2 separate regions of the Homo sapiens genome follow, and region 1 is linked to region 2. Evidence: read pairs that join two places in POLR2A ChIA-PET (ENCODE). Cell type or tissue: B cell. All regions are shown on one strand. Links, peaks and the distances in the headings refer to the core of each region. The heading gives the core; the rest is flanking DNA.

The links. Peaks named below come from ENCODE experiments on the same cell type or tissue, not always from the same donor. Only the 100,000 strongest peaks of a DNase experiment are listed, where the experiment ranks them.
Region 1: POLR2A ChIA-PET joins it to region 2 with 5 read pairs; 6 of 35 experiments call an interaction of 5 or more read pairs at or near these places.

What each region holds. Positions count from the first base shown.
Region 1 is chr2:60,940,706-60,946,091 of GRCh38, forward strand. It overlaps PUS10 (pseudouridine synthase 10), which reads right to left. Exons shown (of 18, transcript NM_144709.4): 17 at 4,304-4,403; 18 at 1-1,728. The coding sequence ends at 1,690. Among named protein-coding and RNA genes, the nearest start is that of REL, 62 kb to the left of the region's middle. In B cell, for the core only: no CTCF peak of the experiment used is centred there; no DNase peak of the experiment used is centred there; H3K27ac peaks cover 207 bases.
Region 2 is chr2:60,871,305-60,876,690 of GRCh38, forward strand. The region is part of intron 1 of REL-DT (REL divergent transcript); the gene reads right to left. Among named protein-coding and RNA genes, the nearest start is that of REL-DT, 7.3 kb to the right of the region's middle. RefSeq lists enhancers at 2,299-2,398, 2,429-2,478. In B cell, for the core only: no CTCF peak of the experiment used is centred there; a DNase peak (open chromatin) is centred at 2,237; H3K4me3 peaks cover 994 bases; H3K27ac peaks cover 3,488 bases.

The DNA of each region.
Region 1 (5,386 bases), core at 128-5,127, 69 kb after region 2:
TACCATGCAAAAGACTGCCTCCTAAATTATTTAAATCTCTTTTGTAGCAAAATTTTCCCAGAAACTGAGGAACATCCACACAGAAATTCTTACCTTTTTATCAAAAGTTTGTTATCCTTTTCTCATTTTCTGGGCCTTTCAATGCATTGGCATTGACAAGAGTGAAAAAATTATTTGCTGTTATTTGCATATCAAACACATGGTTTCAACGTGGTATGAAACTATGTTGGTTCCAACGTGGCTGACTCCTTTGTGTCCATTAAAACCATTTTCCTCATATCTAAAGTGAATCTTGGTATCTGTGATTTATGTTTAATATAGAGATGGGAAATGGTTAGTAATCTAATACTAGTCAAGTCACATGTATTCTTAAAAAAAGCTCAAATAGTTGAATTAGGGTGATGGAAATTATACTCAAATCTGAAATTGTAATGAGGCTCCTTTCTGAAACTTAAATGACCCATTCATTTTTTTTAGGTTTAGCTTAATGTTTTTCCTCTTCATAATACCAACTGAGGTTTAACTTAATAACAAATGGTAACTATATAAGATTGTATTAAATAGTCTTGGGCTATTTTTTGGTAAGCTCTTTGATTTGGTAACTACATTCCAAAAGTTAATTATCAGTTACATGAGTTTAAATGGCATCCATAGCTGCCCCTTCACACAAACAGGTGCTCAGTAATAGGGCTTATTAGAAAGACCCTAGAAACCAAGAAACTTCAGTTCTAGTCCTCAATATAGAAGTAGCTAACAATTTTGGATAAGTCATTTAACTTCTAGTCTTTGGTTTCCATATTTATAAAATGGAGACAATATCCTATCTACTTTAATAAGGTATTATTAAAATGTTTATAATTGGATAATATATTGAAGCATTCTGAAATAATACCAGTTCGTCTTTGTTTAGCAATCTCAATTTTTCAAATTCTTAACCCTGGGATTGAAGTTATTAAAGGCACTTGTTTCTCCTTATTTAAAAGATTTATGAAAGGCTCCTACCATGGCATGCCTTGGCTCCTACGGTTTTACTTTCCCTCCACAGGAAACCTATATTGACAATTTTAGATTGTCAAAATTCTTTCTTAATGAAAGTATTAATGAGAATTATTTCATTATTCATAGTTTGGTTAAGATTTATGACAAATCACAGCCAAAAGAACTTCATTGGTAATAGCTTGTTTGAGGCTTCCTGGGGAAAATAATGATGTCAGATTTGCATTTGCAATCTTAGACTATTATAGGATATTATGCTGCATAAATCTAGATATAACTTTTATTCAGATAATTTACAAAAATTAGAACATGATTTTAAAGGTGGTATATCTCTTGTGGAGGGAAATCTTGCTGAAATTACAGCTTCTTAGGTTAACAGAGAATGTGTCCTGTTTGTGCACCTCTCTAAATGAAAGAATTAAGGAGAATTATTTCATTATTCATAGTTTGGTTTGTGGGGGTGAAAGAGGGAATGAGAAAAATCCTAAGACATCCTTGGAACAATTTAACACAAAATATACACATATATAGATCCTGAGATGTTACAACAAATTAACAATTATATAGATCAACATGATCCAAATAGTTTTCAAGACACCGTTATGGTGGGTAAACAGCCATTTTACGGCATGTGCTCCATGGATGTCCACATCATGCCAGGAAAACCATACTCTTTGTCTCCAAATTTGAAAGCTAGTCATCCAGAGCAGGTGGCCAGTCAACATCTACAGACTAGAAGGGAGAAAAGAAGTCATTAAAACAGATATTACTGTTGTGGTAAGCATTTGCTGGTAATGCTGTATAAATTTAATAGTTTTAATATAGTGCAACAGAAGAAACTGCATTTGAAGAAAAGAGCTATTGAATACCATAAATTAACCCTCAAGTCTGTTCTAGGTATTCTTGGGCCTGAGGTCTTCTGAATTAATTGAGTAGCAGTATTTGGCTACTCAGTTGGTTATTAACTGTGCTTTTTGACTGATAAGAGAATACATTTAAATTTTTTAAATGGTATTTATGGGGCCAGGTGTGGTGGCTCACACCTTTAATCCCAGCACTTTGGGAGGCCGATCAATTATATAGATCAACATGATCAAGGTGGGCAGACCACTCAAAGTCAAGAGTTCAAGACCAGCCTGGCCAACATGGCAAAACCCCGTCTCCACTAAAAATGCAAAATTTAGCCAAGCATGGTGGCACACGCCTGTAGTCCTAGCTACTCAGGAAGCTGAGGCAGGAGAACAGCTTGAGCCCAGGAGGCAGAGGTTGCAGTGAGCCGAAATCACGCCACAGCACTCCAGCCTGGGTGACAGAATGAGACCCTATCTATCTCAGAAAAAAAAAAAAAAAAAAAAGTATTTATGGGTAAAAGTAGCAAACAAATTCAAGTGACCACCAATTTTCCCTCAGAAGTCTCAGAAACTTTTATTCTTCTGATCATTTTTATTCTCTCATCTTGCATTTAACAAATATTCAAGTAGTCTATAAGCCTATAGTCTTGTTGTAACACAGCAACAAAATGTGAAATAAATGATTATGAAAGATGACCTGGAACCAGAAAAGGATTAAGGATCTTTGTGCTTCAGTTCTGTAGAATTTCTGTTTCTTTAAAATCCAGTTCATCTATCTCTACTTACCTTTATTTTGTTCTTCTAGGACAAAACCTTGATCTTTGAGTCAGAATGAAATTACAGTAAACAGACTATTTGTCTCCACATAAACACATACCAGGTCTATCAAAGGCTAGGGGATCTACTTTAAGAGAAAGTTAAAAAAAAAAAAAAACCCACCGTATCTATCTGTGGCTTTTATTGACATTTAAAGTTTAAAACATAAAATTATTTACTGAAAATTTTTTCATTAATCCATGAGTCACTTCACGTACTGGCTTCAAAAAAAATTTATTAGAAAAGCCTAAATAGCTATGTGTGTGTGTGTCTTTTACAAATCTCAAGAAGATATTTTTGTTCTGTTTCAGAATATAGCCATATACCAAACACCCAAATGTAAATTAATGAGTGTTTTCTCAAGCTGAAAATAAAACATGACTGATCACAATCTTGTGTGTGTGTGTGTGTGTGTGTGTGTGTGTGGAGGGGAGGCAAGTTGTAGTGCTTAAAAAGCTCCACAAGTGATTCCAGTGGGCAGTCAGTGTTGAGAAACACTGGCCTGTGAGTCTTTGACACTCCTAACTGTTCTGAGAATTAAAGTAAAAAAAGATTAATGCAAGCCTGGGCAACACGGTGAGACCCCATCTCAACAACAACAACAACAAAAAAACGCCAGGCATAGTGGCTCATGCCTGTGGTCCCAGCTACTCGGGAGACTGAGGCAGGGGATCGCTTGAGCCCGAGAGGTCAGGGTTGCAGTGACCCGTGATCGCACCACTGCACTCCAGCCTGGGTGACAGTGCAAGACCCTGTCTCAAAAAAAAAAAAAGATGATGAGTAGAGATTTTCTTTAACAGAAGGTTTTCTTCCTCCAAATGATAGTTTCACTGAAGAGGCTCCCTGCAACCTTGAGGGCACGATCACTGGCTGTACTGCAGGAGCTAATCTAATCCCAGAGCACTTGAGAGAATTGCTGGTAAGGAAGTAATACTCCAGTGATCATTTGATTACCATAGATGTTTTCACATTGGGCAACTATGCCCACTTCTTTCTATAACTTTGATATTATTCCCAAGTACAAATCCCCAAGTCCTAAGATTCTGGGGAGAGGAGCGGGGGAGGTACTCTATTCCTAGTCAGATTTTCATGAAGAAACACCACTCGTGACTCAACACCTATTGATACTCAAATGAAATATTTATGGAGACTTGCCCGACAGAACCATTCTTACAATTACTTTAGAATTTAACCTTGTTTCAATTCAGACTGTAAGAGCAGAGAACTTGGACCACATCACAGGGGTCCTTATAGAACTGCTTTTATGAAGAACCATTGGCTCACCTCACTTTCTACCCTTGTGAATCCATGTTTCTGAATATGCTGCTTTAAAGTCTTTATAAAACGCAACAGGTATGGAAATGACTATTTCCGTGCTTGGTTTAAGGGTTTAGATTTGATACTACATGTAAAGCACAGTTAATAAATTAGCTATATATTTTCAAGGAACATAAATGAGACCTCATATTAAAAAAAAAAATCCGAAGACAGTCCCTCCCTTCAATACAATGTTACTGTGAGATTTTCACCATTCTCAAATACCTATGGAGGTGGGTGATACTAAAATGGCTTAATGCCAAAGAGCATAACTTTGGTTGAATTCAATTTGCCAATGTGCATTCCACAACAAAATGGTTTACCTCAACATCCAGCTCCAGAATGTCTGCAGTCACATTCATCAGGGACCCAATGTTTGGCTTGGTTCTCCCGAAGTCTCCATGTACAAACTCTTTAATGTAGCTGGGGTTTGTTTAAGGAAAAAATGAAGACAGCATGCTGTACCAACTATTTGGTAAGATTTGACAGGCAAAAATAATAATAAGAGCAGAAATGTTACAAAAGAAAGGTTACTTCTGAGCTCTGACTTGTGTGTCTTAAAAAATAAGCTTTGGCAATGTGGTCCCTAGTAGCCTGGCAGCCAACATCAGAGCCTGGGAAATGTGTTTACATCAAACTTACCAAAAATCATTACTTTCTTTTTTCTTTATAGCTCATCTCCAAGTGCCAAGGTTTGGATGTGGATTTTAAAAATTAACCATAGCTCAATGCTTTTATTAAAAAACAACTTTGCCACAATTTCTATGTTATTATCTTGTTAGTCCCATTTTTTTAATAATGGCAACTGTCACCTGCCAGATGGTAGGTTTCCACAGAGCCACACAGAGAGTGATCTCAATGATGGCATTCCTTGTAACATGACCCAGAGGCAATAGGGTGGAAGGAATAATGAGACTATTAGTTTAGTCTTAATGATGGCTCTTCGGAAGGATTACCAAAGACCTACCGTCTAGTTTGCTAACATGGTTAGCAAAAGAACTAAGTTAATTCTCTCTCTCTTTCTTAAAGGGGCAACTTTGTATTTCTCTCAAAATTGTATTTCAAATTTTGAAATCAATAACTAATTCTAGAATTTGTTTTTAAGATTAACATTCCTTACATAGGACTGTACTGCAGCTTTGACAATATTTATCTAAAAGATTTGTTTTTGCCAGAATTTGGTAAAAATGCAGCATTATGTTTTGTTCTACAAACCAGCATTTAGTAGAAAATAATTAATGGAACTTGAATAGAGAAATAAATTTGTTTCCAGATGATGAAAAATCTATATTATAATATGCTGATATTATGTCCTCACTTTCTGAACGTTTTACTCACTCTACCTTTGCCAAATGTTTTGACTAAAGCATAAGACATATAATTATCTAGTAACTGTGTTTTTTGGT
Region 2 (5,386 bases), core at 325-5,324:
ATAAATGATACATAGTGATATAAAATATATAAAAGTTACATGAGGATATACTCCAAATCACTACTCTTGGTTATTTTTTGCATAGGGGTTGGTCATTTTACTTGACTTTCATTTTCTCTGCCTTAATTTTTTTACCATGATCAAGTAATAGCAGAAGAAATAAACCAAAGCCTGCATATGAAAAAGCTCTAGAAGACAACACATACACACATACTCACACATGCACGTAGGTGATGTCTGTATTAGTGAGGCAGAATTATAAGTGAGTTTTCTTCTTTTCTCCAATCTTTATTTAATTTTGTTTATTTGTTTTGTTTTATAGAGACAGGGTCTCACCATGTTGCCCAGGCTGGTCTTGAACTCCTAGCCTCAACTGATCCTGCCACCATGGTCTCCCAAACTGCTGGGATTACAGGTGTGAGCCACCATGCCCAGCCTTTCTTTAATGTTTTATATGTGTCTTTTTTTAGGTTGTAATTTAAAAATAAACATATTTTAGCAAAAAATTAAAGACTTTGAATGTTATTAAAGAATTTAGGTCCGGGAGTAGTGGTTCACGCCTATAATCCCAGCACTTTGGCAGGCTGAGGTGGGAGGGCTGCTTGAGCCCAGGAGTTTGAGACCAGCTCTGGGCAACAATAGTGAGATTCCATCTCAATCTAAAAATAAATAAGTAAAATATACATATGAACTTAGTAACTGGTTGGCCCAGCTTGCTTGCTTTCATGACAGTAATCCATGATTTTGATACCCGTCTTAATATAATCACTATCATACCTCTCTGCAGGCATAGTTATCACTTTGGGTAGGAGTTGAGCCTTGTGCCTCTTTTTGTTTTTCTTGATGGTATCTAACGCCCAGTGGTGATACATTGTCACTCATATCAATACTGGTGTGATTCAATGTGTAATAATTTATATTTTATTCGACATTTAATGAGCATCTACAATGCTAAAGGCACTGTACTAGCCACTCTAGGGAATAAAAGATGAACAAGACACAGTCAATGCCTTTAATTAAAGAAGTAAATGCACTGATTTTTACTTTTCCTACACAGGTATTGAATTGAGAATTTTGGGGAAAAGAACATGAAGAGTCTTAAAAGATATGGAACCTGTGAACGCTAAACCTTCATATATTTGCATTTTTATTAGTAAGATTATGGCTGCCAGTTATATTGTTTTATATCTTAGGTCATATTTTGAAATGTGATGTGACATAGTGAAAAAGAAACAAAGAGTCTGGAGGTCTGGTTTCAAGTTTCAACTCAGCAATTAACTACCTAATGAACACGGGCAAGGTACTTAAACTTCCTGTGCCTCATTTTCCTCATGTGTAAAACGAGGGAGATGAACTAAATGATCTACAGGGTTCCTTCCAACCTTAAAATTGAACTAACTCTCTCCTGTTGAGACATAAAAGAGGCACCATATGACTTGAAGGTGATGATGACTTCATTACTTGTTCTGAAAAATGTTAATTCTAAATTGGAACAAGTAATCACTGGATCTCATGGTTGTGACACATCAGACATTACTACAGTTAGAGAAACCCAAGTTAGCACACTGTGTCATACTTCTAGGCAGTGCTATATACGCAAAACTAGCATACCACAGTATAGGGCCTACACAATATAAACAAAAAGATTAAAAAGAGATTTTTTTTTTTTTTGAGATGTAGTCTTGCTTTGTCGCCCAGGCTGGAGTGCGGTGGCACGAGATCGGCTCACTGCAACCTCTACCTCCCAGCTTCAAGCGATTCTCCTGCCTCAGCCTCCTGAGTAGCTGGGATTACAGGCGTGCACCACCATGCCCAGCTAATTTTTTGTATTTTTAGTAGAGATGGGTTTTCACCATGATGGCCAAGCTGGTTTCAAACTCCTGACCTCAAGTGATATGCCCGCCTCGGCCTCCCAAAGTGCTAGGATTACAGGCGTGAGCCACTGCGCCCTGCCGATTTTTTTTTTTTTTTTTAAATAGAGACAGGGTCTCGCTATGTTGCCCAGGCTGGTTTTGAAATCCTGGGCTCAAGCAATCCTCCTGCCTCAGCCTCCCAAAATGTTGAGATTACAGGTGTGAGCCGCTGTGCCCAGCCAAGAAAATTTTTAACAATGGATATTTTACGAATGCTTTTTGGAGTTTTTATGTACTAAGATTTCATTTCTCTGGGTGTTCATTAATCTTATGTTTCAGTTCCTTAAATGAAAATAGGTGAGTGGGGCAGGTTTCCTCAGAGGTATAGTTTTTACTTTAGGGACTATCCCTTTCTCCTAAAGTGTGCTTTAAAGACGGCAGCACATGAACTTGTCTTAGATAGGAGGGACAGCAGGCAAAAGTGATGACAGGATCTGGGTCTGCTGCCACACACCAAACTATTTATGAATTTTTTTTAAGAGACAGGGTCTTGCTCTGTCACCCAGACTGGAGTGCAGTGGTGTGTTCATAGCTCACTGCAGCCTCAAACTCCTGGGTTCAAGTGATCCTCCCACCTCAGTCTCTCAAGTAGCTAATATTACAGGTGCATGCCCCCAAACCTGGCTAATTTTTTTTTGTTTTTTTTTGTACAGATGGGGGTCTCACTATGCTGCCCAGGTTGGTCTCCAACTCCTGGTCTCCAAAGTGCTGGAATTACATGGGTGAGCCACCACACCTGGCTCTCATTCTTTATGGGTTTTTTGTTTTTTTTTTTTTTGCCCTTAAGTTTTGTTTTTTACAACCTTATAAATCACATAATTGAGTTTCAGAGATCTCAAACAATACTAATGCAGTAAGTAAACAGGAGAGCAGGAGTGGGGTTTGGCCAACAGTACTGGTAAAATTCACTCATAGTGGTTGAACCCAGCTGTTGCAGCTATTTGTCCTTAATAGGAAGGACACCTCCTCACTACAGAGAGTTGGGCAGTGATTTGCAGTATGCTAACTGGGACTAGGGCATACTCTCGATAAGGTTTAATTTTTTGTAAGAGAACCATGTGGCTTAAATTGATGTAAAGCATCTACATAAACTACATAACGGAAGACAGGTAACTCAGATAATGGGGGTATCAAAGACGAAATTTGGCCATTTATCTAGAATTATCTGAGGGAGAACCCCAATGAATCCAACAGATACAATCACTCTGGTTATTAGAGTAGTGTAAGAATCACAGTCATACGTGCTGACTTATTCAGAGGGCAAAGTACCAGTGTCTGCAACTTATTTTGAAATACATTTTTAAAAACCAGATAGATGAATGGATAGACAGAGGGATGGAAAAATAAACAGACAGGTGATAAGGCAAGTGCAGCAAAATGTTAATGGTGGAATCTAGTTAGTGGGTATACATATGTTCCCGGAAAAAAAATCTTTCAGTTTGGCTGTATATTTGAATTTTTTTTTTTTTTTTTTTTGAGACGGGTCTTTCTCTGTTGCCCAGGCTGGAATGCAGTGCCAGGATCATGGCTCACTATAGCCTTGACCTTCTGGGCTTAGCTGGAACCACAGGTATGTGTCACCACACCTGGCTAATTAAAAAAAAAAAAATCTTTTGTAGAGATGGTGTCTCATTTTGTTGTCCAGGCTGGTCTTGAACTCCTGGATCAAGCGATCCTCCCACCTTGGCATCCCAAAGTGCTAGGATTACAGGCATGAGCCACCATGCCTGGCCCCAAACATTTTTATGATAAAACAGGAAAAAAACCTGCCAACATTTCTGAGGGCTTTCCCTGTGTCAGGCACTTTGTATTAGTGATCTCAATTAGCCCTCACAAGAAGCCTGTGAGGTAGGTACCATATTACTACCCCTATTTTACAGATAAGCAAACAGGCACAGAGAGGCTAAGGGACTTGCCCAGAGTCTCACAGCTAACAATCTAGGACAAGCTAAGATTCAAATCCAGGCCTGTGTGTTTGCAAAGCCAGGGCCTTTAGCTGTGAAACACAGAGAATTCCGCAGATGTTTTTCAGAGCCTCCATTAAATATTACTGAGTATTATAAAACTTCTAGAACATAGGAAAATATTTTCATAACCTCAGTCCAAGAAGAGTTCTCTAACATTCACAAAAAACACTATCAAAGAAAATAAATCAGACTTAATTAACACTAAGTTAAAAAGCTTCACTAAGATAATGAAAAGGCAAGCCACAGACTAGGAGAGGATACTTGCAATGCATATATTTTATAACAATTCTGTGGCATCCATAGAGGTGCTCTGCTCAGATCTCCATTCTAGAGAGGATCTGCCTCAGCTTTCAAGCCAAAGCCACATATTTCCTTGGAGCCACCTACCCAATTATTAAGTACAGAGGTAGTATAAGGGCTAACTATCTCTGTGCACAGTGTTTGTGTTAGAGCTCCCCATTGGATTTACTGAGACTTCCTCAAAGATGCACTCCCATCTCATTTTCTTTCTACCAAATTTACCTTCCTTCCCCCTTTCTTTTCACCAGTGTCAGACCTGCATCTTAAGATTTTCCCTGCCTATAACTTTTTTCTTTCCCCTTTATCTTTCATAGATGTTACCCCCAATAAATCTCTTGCACTGTTAATTTCATATTGGTACTTGCTTCCCAAAGGACCCAACTGGTATACTCATATCCAGAATACATAAAGAATGTCTACAAATCAATAAGAAAAAGATAGATAATCCAATTTTTTTTTTTTTTTGAGATGTTTTCTCGCTCTGTCCCCCGGCTGGAGTGTAGTGGTGTGATCTTGGCTCACTGCAATCTCTGCCTCCCAGGTTCAAGCGATTCTCCTGCCTCAGCCTTCTGAGCAGCTGGGATTACATGTGCGTGCCATCATGCCCAGCTAATTTTTGTATTTTTAGTAGAGACGGGGTTTCACCATGTTGGTCAGACTGGTCTCGAACTACTGACCTCGTGATCTGCCCACCTCGCCCTCCCAAAGTGCTGGGATTACAAGCGTGAGCCACCGCGTCTGGCCCCATTTTCTTTTCTAATGTGCAAAAGACTCAAACAGGTACTCTGCAAAGGAGGAGAGCCAAATGACTAGTACATTTGTAAAAAGGTGTTCAGTATCTTGGCCAGGCACAGTGGCTCACGCCTGTAATCCCAGCACTTTGTTAGGCAGAGCGGGGTGGATCACGAGGTCAGGAGTTGGAGACCAGCCTAGCCAATATGGTGAAACTCCGTCTCTTCTAAAAAAAAAAAAAAAATACAACCGGGCGCAGTGGCTCACGCCTGTAAGCCCAGCACTTTGGGAGGCCAAGGCAGGCGGATCACCTGAGGTCGGGAGTTTGAGACTAGTCTGACCAACACGGAGAAACCCCGTCTCTATTAACAATACAAAAATAAAATAAAATAAGACAAAACAAAAATACACAAATTAGCCGTGCACAGTGGGCTTGCCTGTAGTCCTAGTTACTTGGGAGGCTGAGGCAGAAGA